Linked DNA regions of Homo sapiens: region 2 is linked to region 1. Evidence: read pairs that join two places in POLR2A ChIA-PET (ENCODE). Cell type or tissue: A673. All regions are shown on one strand. Links, peaks and the distances in the headings refer to the core of each region. The heading gives the core; the rest is flanking DNA.

What was found. Peaks named below come from ENCODE experiments on the same cell type or tissue, not always from the same donor. Only the 100,000 strongest peaks of a DNase experiment are listed, where the experiment ranks them.
Region 2: POLR2A ChIA-PET joins it to region 1 with 22 read pairs; 2 of 35 experiments call an interaction of 5 or more read pairs at or near these places.

The regions. Positions count from the first base shown.
Region 1 is chr1:43,224,375-43,231,253 of GRCh38, forward strand. CFAP57 (cilia and flagella associated protein 57) reads left to right here. Exons shown (of 23, transcript NM_001378189.1): 18 at 2,609-2,752. All of the region lies in intron 1 of LOC105378685 (a long non-coding RNA gene), which reads right to left. Among named protein-coding and RNA genes, the nearest start is that of TMEM125, 42 kb to the right of the region's middle. In A673, for the core only: a CTCF peak has its summit at 3,052 (motif pointing right); a DNase peak (open chromatin) is centred at 3,067.
Region 2 is chr1:43,321,764-43,328,642 of GRCh38, forward strand. It overlaps TIE1 (tyrosine kinase with immunoglobulin like and EGF like domains 1), which reads left to right. Exons shown (of 23, transcript NM_005424.5): 23 at 888-1,345. The coding sequence ends at 959. Among named protein-coding and RNA genes, the nearest start is that of MPL, 13 kb to the right of the region's middle. RefSeq lists an enhancer at 1-379. In A673, for the core only: no CTCF peak of the experiment used is centred there; a DNase peak (open chromatin) is centred at 3,248.

The sequences.
Region 1 (6,879 bases), core at 1,539-4,038:
CTGTCAACACATCACTTTCAGCTCTGCCAACAACCCAGGGGGCCTGAGAACCCAGTGTTATGGTTCGGGAAGCTGAACTCCAAGAGGCTGGGTATCTTGCCCAGGGTCACACACTTCAATAGGTGACAGGCTGCAATAAGAACCGAGTCAGCTGACTCCACTGCTCCAGGCATCCTTGGAGGCGCTTCCCCATGGGCTGGGGACAGCTCACTTGCCGCACTGACCACATGGTCCCCCTGTCGCAGAGGGACTCTCCTGGGATTGACCCTGTCCAGGAGGCTGCCTCCACTTTTGGGATGCCTTTCTTACAAAACACTCAGACGTCAGAGACATCACATTCTGTGGGGCAGATACCTCAATACCCAGTATGTAGTATCATCCTCCTGAGCACATCCAGATTCCGTGCCCTCCTCTCCATCTCCCCTGCCACTACGGCCCAAGGCAGGTGGAATTCTCCAAGGGCCAAGGACGTGGGCTTCAGTGTTAGGGAACTAGGTCTGGCACAGGTTCCATTTATTGACCATTGCACCTCGAGCAACTTCTCTAAGCCTTCATTTTCTCACCTATAAAATGGGGATGATAACCACCTCAAGGGGTCTTGTAAGGATCACATAGGATCATGGGATCATGCCTGGATGTCATTTCTGCATGTGAGTGTCGGTGTACATATCCAGGGTTTTGTTTGTTTGTTTGTTTGTTTGTTTGTTTGTTTGTTTTTAGGGAAGATCCAAAGCTCTGTTCAGATTCTCAAAGGGGGCTTTGACAAGAAAGAGACAAAGGCCTCCTCACCTAGAAAGTGGCAACAGCCTCCTAAGCAGTCTAATGGCCTCACTTCCCATCTCCCACCACCATGGACTGGCAGGGTACAGGTGCAATGCTGCCACTCTCCTGCTCAAAGCCCTCACAGCTCCCCATTGCTACAGCAGGGGTCAGCACGCTCTTTCTGTAAAGACCTAGGTAGTAAATATTTTTGGCTTTGGAGGCCATGTGGTCTGTCTCAACGAATCAACACCGCTGCTGTAGTGTGAAACCACCCATAAACAAAACATTAGTCAATTAACTTGGCTGTGTTCCAATAAAGTTTTACAGAAATAGACAGCAGGCCCAATGTGGCCCACAGGCTGGAGTTTGCCAACCCCTGGCCTAGGAGATAAATTCTGAACTCTTTCCCCCAACATGAAGACCCTCACCTCCCTCCTCTATTTCCCCAGCCTCACCTCTCACTTCCCCCATGAACCACCGCTTGGCTCTCAAGCCAGTCATTCTCAGCACCCTCAATATATACTTTGCCTTCTGTGCTTTACAACATTTATCACATTTTAGGCTTAGATTTGCTTCTGTGTCTTCTTTCCCAACTAGTGTTTTCTTTTAAGGGCAAGGGACTGTGTTGTATTTATATTTGGAAACCCAATACTTGACAAAAGATCTTCATTCAGTAAATGTTTGATGGATGGATATACTTATGTTCTGATTACTATCACCGTGCAACAAATTAACCTTAAAACTTACTGATTGAGGCCAGGTGTGGTGGCTCACGCCTGTAATCCCAGCACTTTGGGAGGCAGAGGCAGGTGGATCACTTGAGGTCAGGAGTTCGAGACCAGCCTGGCCAACATGGTGAAACCCCATCTCTACCAAAAATATAAAAATTAGCCAGGAGTGGTGGCACATGCCTGTAATCCAAGCTACTCTGGAGGCTGAGGCAGGAGAATCGCTTGAACTTGAGAAGCAGAGGTTGCAGTGAGCCAAGATCGTGCCACTGCGCTCTAGCCTGGGTGACAAAGTGAGACCCATCTCAAAAAGAAAAACTAAGTGATTGAAAGCAACTATTTTATTCTGCTTACAGGTGCTACAGATCTGGAATCTGGACAGGGTACAAAAGGATGGCTTATCTCTGTCCCCGATGTCTGGGGCCTCAGCTGGGAATACTGGGGGTGACTCAAAACAGCTGGAGGCTGGAAGATCAACATCCAATGTGGCTTCTTCAGTCACATGTCTGGCACCTTGGCAGGGGTGTCTGGGAGGCTAGGCTCAGCTGGGTCTTTTGATCAGAGCCCCTAATGTGCCCACCAGCCTGGATGTCTCAGTGTAGTTGGACTTCTTACATAGCAGATGCCCTCCCCCAATGCAGGTGTCCCAAGAGAGCCAGATAAAAGCTGCTTGGCCTTTTTTGGCCTAGCCTTGGAAGCCACACAGTCTCCCTTCTGCTGCATTATTTGGGTTACGAACAAGTCACAAGTCAAGGCAAATGCAAGGGAAGGGGATTCGCTTCCACCTCCTGATGGAGAAGCAGCAAGGTCACGCTGTAGAACAGCTGGAGTGTGGGGCGGGAGATGCTGTGGGGGCCATCGTTGGAAAATACCGCTGTTCACAACCTAATATGAATGAGTGAGTGAATGCATGAGAGTCCTTGTACAGAGGCTGAGGGGTCTGTGCTGTAGCCCCATGGGGGGAGTGCCAGCCTCTGTACTGACGAAGGGAGGAGAGGAGTCTCCTGGTTGACCTCTTCAACCAGGAGAGTCACAGGCTTCGTGCTCTTTTGCCCTAAAGGGCTGCAGTATACCAGGGCCTTACAATATCTCTCACTTCTCTCTCATCTCACCCCCAGGAGAAGCGAATTTATGATCTGAAAAAGAAAAATCAAGAACTAGGGAAATTCAAGTTTGTGCTTGACTACAAAATAAAGGAGCTGAAGAAGCAAATAGAACCTCGAGAGAATGAGATCAGGGTGATGAAGGAACAGATTCAGGAGGTAAGAAGCCATTTGCAACACTCTGGCCTCTCAGACCCTCTGTCTCTTCTTCCACAATTGGCTAGCTGGCCTCAGGGACTGAGGAGAAGCTCTTCTCACAGTCCTCTCTGCTCCCAAGGTGTGTGCAGCCTCCAGTCCACAGGGGTGCAACAGGGAAGGCCGTGGCCCCGCTGCAGGCTCAGCTGACCGAAAGCAAATCGCTTGGGAGTTAACTTGCCACGGGACCTGGAGATGGGCTTTGGCCCTACCCGTGCCTCAGTGTGCGGTGTACTGTGCCCTCCTAAGGGAGATGCAGCTATTGGGCATTTGGCCACCAGAGGGCAGTGTGTACTCAGCCAACAGGCTATCCTTCTAGTTCAGCATTTTTTTCTCAAACTGGAAATGTTGGTTGAGACCCCAGGTGAGGCCATGGTGTTTGGACTTCATCTGATAAGGAATGAGAAGTCATCAGAGGCTCTTGAGCAGAAGAGTGGCATAATTAAGAATATGTTCTGGGAAGCAAACAGGATGAAGGTAGAGAGGCGAGATTAGAAGCAGGATCAACTGGACAAGGGTTTCTGAGAATCCTGTGAGGTCCCCCATGCCCCCCACCACACGCCACCTTTCCCTGCAACGTGTGTTGCCCCATCAGCCTCCCCTGCTGGGCTGACAGTGGCGTCCATGTTGATCTAAAACCGAATTCTTGATTTTTCTCTCCCCCTTCCTCCAGTTTTCCCTCTCTCAGTTAGTGGTCTATGATCCACCCAGTTACTTAATGCAGAAATGCAGAAGTCTTTCTTGATTCTTCACTTCTCTTAACTCCTTATCCAAATCATCACCAACATCTGTCTGATCAATTTCCAAAACATATCTCACATCAAACCCTCCTTTCCCGCTGCTGCTATCACCCTGGTACAAGCAGCCACCATCTCTTATCTGGACTGGACTCCAGCCTCCAGTCTGGTCTCCACATAGAGGCCTGAGTGAACTCCCCAGTGGGGTCCCATCCCACCTACAGTAAAATCCAAAGTCCCAGTCAGGCCCACAAGGTCCTGCGTGATCCAGCCTCTCCCTGCCTCTCCAGCCTCCTCTCACAGCTCCCCCTCCCTGCTCCAGCCCACTGACTTTCTGACAGTTCCTGTAAGTCACGCTTTTCCATCTCAGGACCTCTGCAGTGCTGCTGCCTCTGCCTGGAAGGCTCTTCCCCCAGATCGCCACATGGCTGGCTTCTTTGCATCTTTCAGGTCTCAGCCTATATGCCTTCCCTGACCGCCCTAGACAAAATAGGCTTCTGCTCCCTCCTCCATCTTCTCTAATTGTTTGTGCTGAGCCGGGATAACAGATACAAGGGTGTCAGACAGCACTGATGACCCAACTAGAAGTGCCAGAGCCATGGGGGTGCCAGTCTGCCCGGTGACGCCTGTACTCTGGTAAGCCCAGTAAAGAGCCAGGTGGAGATCAGTCCAGGGCCAGGGGGCCCAGAGAGGGTATGTCCTTGTGACAATGACTTTTTCCCTGGCTTCTGGGATGAGAAAGGATGCCCCCAGCTGACCACAGACCTGCCTCCGCTGGGCCTCCTACCATTCTTGAGTGCTTTCAGGGCCCCAAAATGGCAGCTGTCGTCCTTTCGGGGTGCTATAACAAAATACTTTAGAAGGGATAATTTATGGCCAACAGAAATGTATTGCTGAAAGTACTGGAAGCTGGAAAGTCTAAGACCAAGGCTCCAGCAGATTTGGTGTCCAGGCCTGTTCCTCATAGATGGCACCTGCTATGTGTCCTCATGTGATGGGAGGGCAAAAGGGGGCAAACAAGCTCCCTCCAGCCTCTCGTACAAGGGCACAAATCCCATTTGTGAGGGCTCTGCCCTCGTGACCTGATCACCTCCCAAAGACCTGACCTCCTAATCCCATCACTTTGGGGGTTAGGTTTCACCATTGGAATTTGGGGTGGAGGGCACCAACGTTCATCAGACCATAGCAGCCTGAGAAGATGAGAGGAAGAGCAGAGGCCCCACCCACCTGGAGGGCCAGCACACCACAGGCCCCTGGAAATCACTGCCCCCTTTCTCCTTCCTCATTTGACACATTTGTCAGCTGCATTTCAGGTCGGGTCCGTTGTTTGCTAATGGTCAGCTTACTTTCCCCACCAGCACACCTGGGGGGACCATTCATCTTCTCTGGCAGTAACAGGGGCCAACCGTGGCCTTGATGCTCAGCAGGGAATACACTTGCACCTTGGGAGTGATTCCAGCAGGATCCCTCCTACCTCCTTTCGCTGGTGCCAGTTGCTGTCAGGACTGATACCTGGGCCTGGGTGCTTCTGGGAGCCTCTGACCTTGGGGCTTCCCTCTGGGGGTCATAGACACCTTTGGTTCATGCACTGTGGATCTCCTGTAAAGGTCTTTTTCTCCCAGGAAGGAAGCCTCAAGCCCTTGGCTCATTTGTAGAGCTGCAACTTCTAATAACACTTCCTGATTCAGGTACCCGCCCTCACATACTCTTTTTCCAACTTGGCTCTGATGATCCAAGGGTCCCTTTGCCCTGCCTAGGGGAGAGGTTTCCCGAGGCTTGTCGTTTTAGTTTACACTCATTTACTAGGGCAGGGTTTCTCAAGCTCAGCACTACTACTATTTTGAGGTAGGTAATTCTCTGTCATGGAGGGTCTGTCCTGTATATTGTAGGATGTTTAGCAGCGTCCCTGGTCCCTACCTGCTAGATCCCAAAAACACCCCCTATCCAGGATGTTAAAACTAAAAAATGCCTTCAGACCTTGCCAGAGGTCCCCTGGGGGGTGCAAAATGCTTTCTACCCTCCTGCCTGAGCCCCATTGAGAATCTCTGAGTGTGATGAAAAACACATGGAAAAGTAGATGGATTTTCCACACTGGGAAAAGATGCTTGTTTCCACATAAGGGGCTAGGCTTCTGGCTGTCCAGCCAGCTACTCAAATTTGACCTATTTCCCAATTTTTCTATAAACAGATTATTTTTATTCTCAGAGTAGTATGAGTCTTTGCCTGGGGGAAAAAATGAACAGAAGTAAACAATATACTCCTGTATGCCCTCTCTGCTAACCTCATCTGTCACTGCTGGCCTGAGATTTAGAGAATGAGGCACTCAGACATGATCTTCGGGAGCCCCGCAAACAGAAGCCCCCTTTCTCTCTTCCAGCTGCCATTGCCTTGGCCTAGGACGCTATCATCTGCCTCCTCAGCCAAACTGGCAGCCTCCTGACTGGTCTGCCTGGCCCCCGTCTTGCTCTTTTCAGCAGAACCTCTGCATCAGGCCCTCTAAGATGCAAATTACATCATTCCACTCCTGGTCTAAGCCTTCAGTGGCTCTCTGAGCTTTCAGGATAAAGGCAAACTTCTCACCATTTGAGCCTCTGCCCTTGGATCCTGCATGACCTAGCTCAGCCAGCCTCTTCTCCCTCCCCTCTCCCCCCTCTTCAAATCCCTGCTCCTGCAGCCACCCTAAGCCACTTGCAGCCTGCAGAGATGCGCCAGGCTGCCCATGCCTCTGGTCCTCTCTGTGTGCAGGCTGTTCTGTCTGCCTGGAATTCTTTCCCCTTTTGTCCTCTAATACTTATTCTTCCTCCCAAATCCAGTGGACGCATCCCATCTTTTTGGGTGCTGCCTGCTCACCTCCTCTGTGTACACACAGTGCTTTCTGCCTTAACTGCAGTGTTTATCCTACTCCACCTGAATTTCTGATTTACTTCTTTCTTATCCTTGCAGACCTGAGGCCTCTTGAAGGCAGAAACTACTTCTTAATCAGCCTTAGATCTCTAAGTCTACAACAAGCTGGGCGGCCCTTTCTAATGGGCACATTCTTTAGCTGTGCAAATACCCACACTCAATGTGTATCCCCTACAAGGTGGTTCTATATAACTCTGCCAACACTGCCTTCTTATCTTGTCATTCCTCTTCCAGAAGCAGGGTGTTTCAGGCTCTTTTCGTGTCCCTCACTATTGCTCTCCTTTGTCCACCACACTTGCCATTATTCGTTCATTCATCAAATATTTGAGTGCCACCTTTATGCCAGGCTTTGGGTCAGAGGGCTATTCTGTCTATACAAAATGCTTCCAGTAATGAGGAAAACCTTCTAAAAGCTGCCCTTTTGTGTCTAGAACATGGATGTGTTCATTA
Region 2 (6,879 bases), core at 1,768-4,267, 98 kb after region 1:
AGAGTGCCCTCTCAGAGGTGCCATGACCCCTGTCCCAACCACACTGCCTGCCCAACCTCCCTCAGTGGGGGCTGTCACCACGGCTAGGCTGGGCCCCAGGATGCAGCCTGCCTTTCCAGCCCTCACTGGTTTAGACACCAGGCCCTTCCAAAACTCTTCCAAGGCCACTGCTTAGCCCCAACAGCAAATCCCTACCTTAAGCCCCAAGTCCCAGACTGCTTGCCTGTCCTCTGCTGAGGCCATCAGCCTGTCCTCATCTGGGACACCTCTCCCCACCTGCCAGAGCCAGAGCAGAGTGCATGAATAGTCACTAACCAGATGGATGGATGGGTGAATGAGTGATACAGTAACCGTATGAATGAATGAATGGAATTAGTGGATAGATGATACAATAATCATATGAACATGTAATTCAATAACTCAATCTACTAACCATGTGAATAAGTGAATTATCAAATAAATATAATGAAAAATATATCAAAATTAGTAAATATGAAGAGTTCTTCAAGTAAATTAATGATTAAATAACCATCTTAAGAATGAAGGAATGATCAAATAACCATATAAATGGATGAGTCGTCTAAAATGGCTTTTGAACAGATAAGTTACTGAATGAATGAACGCATAAGCCAAGAATTCATTGAAAGAGTGCATGTAAAAACCCTCCTCTAACAATGGCATTGAGAGCCTCTCACCTGAGGCCCCAACTGTGGCCTGATGCCTTCACTGCCCTGGGCTGGTAAAGGCCACTCTTGGCCATGGGGCCATCTTAGGTCTCCAGAACAAATCAGTGTCAGTTCAAATGCCCCCACCACATGGAAGTCCAGGAGCTTGAGGCCAGATGCACCCCCATTCCTGGCCCCCACTAAAGCTTGCTCTGCCCCCAGGCCTATGTGAACATGTCGCTGTTTGAGAACTTCACTTACGCGGGCATTGATGCCACAGCTGAGGAGGCCTGAGCTGCCATCCAGCCAGAACGTGGCTCTGCTGGCCGGAGCAAACTCTGCTGTCTAACCTGTGACCAGTCTGACCCTTACAGCCTCTGACTTAAGCTGCCTCAAGGAATTTTTTTAACTTAAGGGAGAAAAAAAGGGATCTGGGGATGGGGTGGGCTTAGGGGAACTGGGTTCCCATGCTTTGTAGGTGTCTCATAGCTATCCTGGGCATCCTTCTTTCTAGTTCAGCTGCCCCACAGGTGTGTTTCCCATCCCACTGCTCCCCCAACACAAACCCCCACTCCAGCTCCTTCGCTTAAGCCAGCACTCACACCACTAACATGCCCTGTTCAGCTACTCCCACTCCCGGCCTGTCATTCAGAAAAAAATAAATGTTCTAATAAGCTCCATTCAATGTCTACCTTTTACTGCTGGTCAATCTTGGGGTGAGGGGCGTAGTTAAACCCAAGAGACAGAAACTGGCCGGGCGTGGTGGCTCACTCCTGTAATCCCAGCACTTTGGGAGGCCGAGGCGGGTGGATCACGAGGTCAGGAGCTTGAGACCATCCTGGCGAACATGGTGAAACCCCGTCTCTACTAAAAATGCAAAAAATTAGCTGGAAGTGGTGGCGGGCACCTGTAGTCCCAGCTACTCGGGAGGCTGAGGCAGGAGAATGGCCTGAACCTGGGAGGCGGAGCTTGCAGTGAGCCAAGATCGCACCACTGCACTCCAGCCTGGGCGACAGAGCGAGACTCCGTCTCAAAAAAAAAGAGACAGAAACTGGGCTTTCTAGGAAAAGAAACACTGTCTGAGGCCTCAGCCCTCTGTTGAGGTTGCCTGTCCAGGATAGGAGGTGCTCTGGAAGACTCATTTTACACAAACACCACCAGCCCCTACCTCTGTCCTGATTAGAAGGCCAGTTTTCCCCTGTTCCCTTCCCTGCTCTCCAGCTTCCATCACTAACGTGTCTCCCTGTGTATCTCTAGGTAGCAGCCAGCCTAGGATTCTTTGTTCTGTCCAAATAGTCCATGCCAGGATCATCTATAGCCAGCCTCAACTCTGCCTGGCATCTCAGCGCCAGACGGATCCTGGCCTGTCTAGAGTTTCCTTAGGTGCCTTCTTCTTTACCTTATGCCTCCAGGCAGCCTTCCCTGGCTTGGTAGCCACTTCACTGCCCAATGTATGAGCCCAAAAGGAGGAGGGCAGAGGCCACTCCCAACTTCAGCCAGCCAAGGTAGGATTCCTTTGCCATCTTCAGGGCCTCATAGTGCTGTGAGAGGTGCTTCTCTCCTGGTCCTGAAAGTGAGTCCCACACTACTCCATGCTGTGCAGCCTCTGGACTTGCCTACTGTTTGGATTGCTCATGGCTGGCCTTAGATTTCTCTCCTATTGGTCCTTAAGAAACAAGATTGATTGTGTTTTACACATTTTTTCAGTGAATCAGAAGACATCAAAGAAGGCATAACATGGTGTGGCACTGTGATGAAGAGCACAGGTTCTAGGATCACACCAACCTGTGTTCAAGTCCCTGCTATGTCACTTATCATCTGTGTGGCCTTGGTCAAGTCTCTGAGCTTCAGTTTTCTCATCTAATTAATGGAGTTAGTAACAGCTACCTCGTTGTTTGTGTTAAATGAGACCACACAGGCCCATCTTTCACAGCACTGGGCCTGGGCCATAGTAAGTACACAGTGTCAGCTGATATCATTATATACAAATGCAGGAAGCTGCAGGGAGGTAATGATTAGGATCTGTATTCTGAAAATACTTGGATGGTTGGAGGAGGATGAATTTAAATGGGAGGCTACGTAGGATGAGGGAGATGGGAACTGCTAGAATAAAACTTCATTTCAGATCCACATTCACTGCAGGGATTTTGCCAGGTCCAGGCTGTGGAGATTAAACCATTGTCTTTGATGGAGACCAATATGTAAACAAGGATGCCTCTGTGAAGTGACAGCTATGTTAACAAGCAACAAAATACAGCGGTGTATGCTCTAAGAGAGCGGGGGAAGCTGGGGAAGGCTTAAACAGGAACTGGAGTCAGAACAGTTTCCCAGAGAAAGTGATGTTTTAATCTGGACCATGAAGAGGAAGCAGGGTTTCACCAAAGGAAGAGACCCTGGCACAGGAAACAACACCTGTGATATGTGGCATGTTCAGGAGCTGCAAATAGTTCTCTGTGGCTGGAGCAAAGGGAAAACAGGGTAATGAACCCAGAGAGGTGACGGATGCCAGGCTATGCTGAGCCTTATAGGATATGAATCTTTATCCTAAGAGCAGAGGAGCCACAGAAGAGCTATAAGCAGGGGTGAGTCATAATGAGATTTGCATTTTTTTAAAGTCACTCTGGCTACCCTGTGGAGAACAGATTATATAGGAAAAACAGTAAAGGTGAGGAGCATGGCTATAAATTAGAAACCTTAGATGAGATGAATAAATTCCTAAAAATACACAAACTACTGAAACTGACTCCAGAAGGAATTCACCAATCTAAATAGACTTAAACAAAAAAAGAGATTGAATTAGTAATAATAATTAAAAAAAAAAAACACCCACAAAGAAAAAGCCCAGGCCCAAATGCTTCAATGGTGAATTTTACCAAACATTTAAAGAATAAATACAAAAACTCTATACAAACTTTTCCAAACAATAAAAAACGAGAGAAGGCTTCCCAATTTATTCTGTGAGGCCAGTATTACCCTGATACCCAGAACAGACAAAGATTGCACAAGAAAAGAAAACTACAGACCAATATCTCTTATGAATATGGATGCAAAAATTCTCAACAAAACACTAGTAGGAAGAATCCAGAAACATAAAAAAAAGATTATACATCATAATAAAGTGGAATTTATCCCAAGAATGCAAGGTTGGTTTAACATCTGAAAATCCATACACTATATCAATAGACTAAAAAACAAAAACTACATGATCATTTCAGCAGACACAGAAAAAGCATCTGACAAAATATAACACCCTTTGTGATTTAAAAAAAAAAAGCTTTAACAAACTGCAAATGGAATCTTTGTTAATCTGATAAAAGATGTTTACCAAAAAAAATACAGTTAGCATCATATTTAATAGTAAAAGACTGAATGCTTTCTCCCTAACATCAGGAATAAGACAAGGATACGTGCTCTCCTCACTTTTATTCAACATCATACTGGAGGTCCTAGCCAGAACAGTTGAGCAAGAAAAAGAAAGAAACAACATCCAGACTGGAAAGGAAGAAATAAAACTCTATTTGCAGATAACATGATAGTATATATAGAAAATCCTAAGGAATCCACTAAAAAACTAATAAATGAGTTCAGAACAGTTGCAAGATACAAGATCAAAATGAAAAAAGCAATTTTCTTCTATATACTTGTAATAATCTAAAAATGAAAATAAAACAATTCCATTTATGATTGCCTTAAAGAGAATAAATAAAATTATCAAAGACTTATACTCTGAAAACTATAAAACATCATTGAAAGAAATTAAAAATCTAAATAAACAGAAAATGAAGCATCTCATGTCCATGAATTGGAAGGCTTAATATTGGTAAGATGATAATACTTCCCAAATTGGTCTATAGATTCAATGCAGTCCCTATCAGAATCTCAGCTGGCTTCTTTGTAGAAATTGGCAAACATTGACCGGGCACGGTGGCTCATGCCTGTAATTCCAGCACTTTGGGAGGCCGAGGTAGGTGGATCACGAGGTCAAGAGATCAAGACCATCCTGGCCAACATGGTGAAACTCCATCTCTACTAAAATTACAAAAATTAGCTGGGCGTGGTGACAGGTGCCTGTGGTCCCAGCTACTTAGGAGACTGAGGCAGGGGGGTGGCTTGAACCTGGGAGGCGGAGGTTGCAGTGAGCCTAGGTTGTGCCACTGCACGCCAGCCTGGCGACAGAGTGAGACTCTGTCTCAAAAAAAAAAAAAAAAAAAAAAAAAGAAATTGGCAAACTTTTTTTTTTTTTTGAGACGGAGTCTCGCTCTGTTGCCCAGGCTGGAGTGTAGTGGCATGATCTCAGCTCACTGCAAGCTCCGCCTCCCGGGTTCACGCCATTTTCCTGCCACAGCCTCCCAAGTAGCTGGGACTACAGGCACCTGCCACCACGCTGGCTAATTTTTTGTATTTTTTTTAGTAGAGATGGGGTTTCACCATGTTAGCCAGGATGGTCTCGAGCTCCTGACCTCGTGATCCACCTGCCTCGGCCGGGATTACAGGTGTGAGCCATCGCGCCCAGCCGAAATTGGCAAACATTTTTAATTCATATGGCATTGCAAGAGACCCAGCCAAAATAGCCAAAACAATCTTGAAACAGAGGAATGAAGTTGGAGGACTCACATTGCCAGATTTCAAAAGTTACTACAAAGCAACAAAAATCAAGACGGTGTGGTACTGGCATAAGGAGAGACATATGAGATCAATCAAACAGAACTGAGAATCCAGTATGGTCAACTGATTTTCAACAGAGGCGCCAAGGCCATTTAATGGGGAAAGAATAGTCTTCAACAAATGGTGCTGGGACAATTGGATAGCCACATGCAAAAGAATGAATTTGGACTCCTACCCAAACACCACATACAAAAATTAACTCAAAGTGGGTCAAATACCTAAATATTAGAACCAAAATTATAAAGCCCTTAAAGAAAGCATAGAAGTAAATCATAATTACCTCAGATTTGGCAGTGGATTTTTAGATATGACAGCAAAGATATGGGTAACAAAATCAAAAATACATAAGTTAGAATTCATCAAAATTGAAAACTTTTGTGCATCAAAGGACACTATCAGGAAGGTGAAAACCACAGAATAGAAGAAAACACTTGCAAGTCACATATCCTGTAAGAGACTTGTATCTAGAATATATTAATACAAAGAAGTCTTATAACTCAATAGTAAAGTGACAGATAACCCAGTATCTTTTAATGGACAAAGGCTCTGAATAGACATTTCTCCAAAGAAGATAAACAAATGGCCAATAAGCACATGAAAAGATGTTCAACAGGATGAGTCATCAGGAAATGCAAATCAAAACCAGTGTGAGATACTACTTCATACACACTAAGATGGCTATAATCAAAAACATAACAAGTGTTGGCAAGGAAGAAAATGAACCATCATACACTGTTGGTGGGAATGTAGAATTGTGCAGCCTCTTTGGAAACCAGTCTGGCAGTTCCTTAAACATGTGGAAACTCTACACATAAAGTTCTCAGAAGACCCAGAAATTCCACTCTTAGGCATATATACCAAGAGAAATGAGAACGTATGTGCACACATATATGGATGTTTATAGCAATATTATTCATAATAGCCAAAAAGTAGAAACAACTCAAATGTCCATCATCTGATGAATGGATAAATGGTATGTGGTATATCCATACAGTGGAATATTATTCAGCCAAGAAAAGGGAATGAAGGCTGGGCATGATGGCTTGTTCCTGTAACCCCAGCACTTTAGGAGGCTGAGGCAGGCAGATCACTTATGCCCAGGAGGTCAAGACCAGCCTGAGCAACATGGCAAAACCCTGTCTCTACAAAAAATACAAAAATTTGCCAGGAGTTGTGGTGCATGCCTGTAGTCCCAGCTACTCGGGAAGCTCAGGTGAGTGGATCACCTGAGCCTGGGAGGTCAAGGCTGCAGTGAGCTGTGATCGTGCCACTGTACTCCAGCCTAGGCAATGGAGTGAGACCCAGTCTCAAAAAAACAAAGAGTTGGGGGTGGTGAATGAAATACTAATGCATGCTATATTGTAAATGAACATTGAAAATACCATGCTAAGTGAAAGAAGCCAGTCACAAAAGACAACATATGGTAGTCATATTCCATTTATATGAAATTTCCATACTAGGCAAATCTATAGAGGTAGAAAGTAGATTAGTGGTTGCTTAGGACTAGAAGGAAGTTGGGGAGATATGAGGATGAGTGTAAAAGGTACAG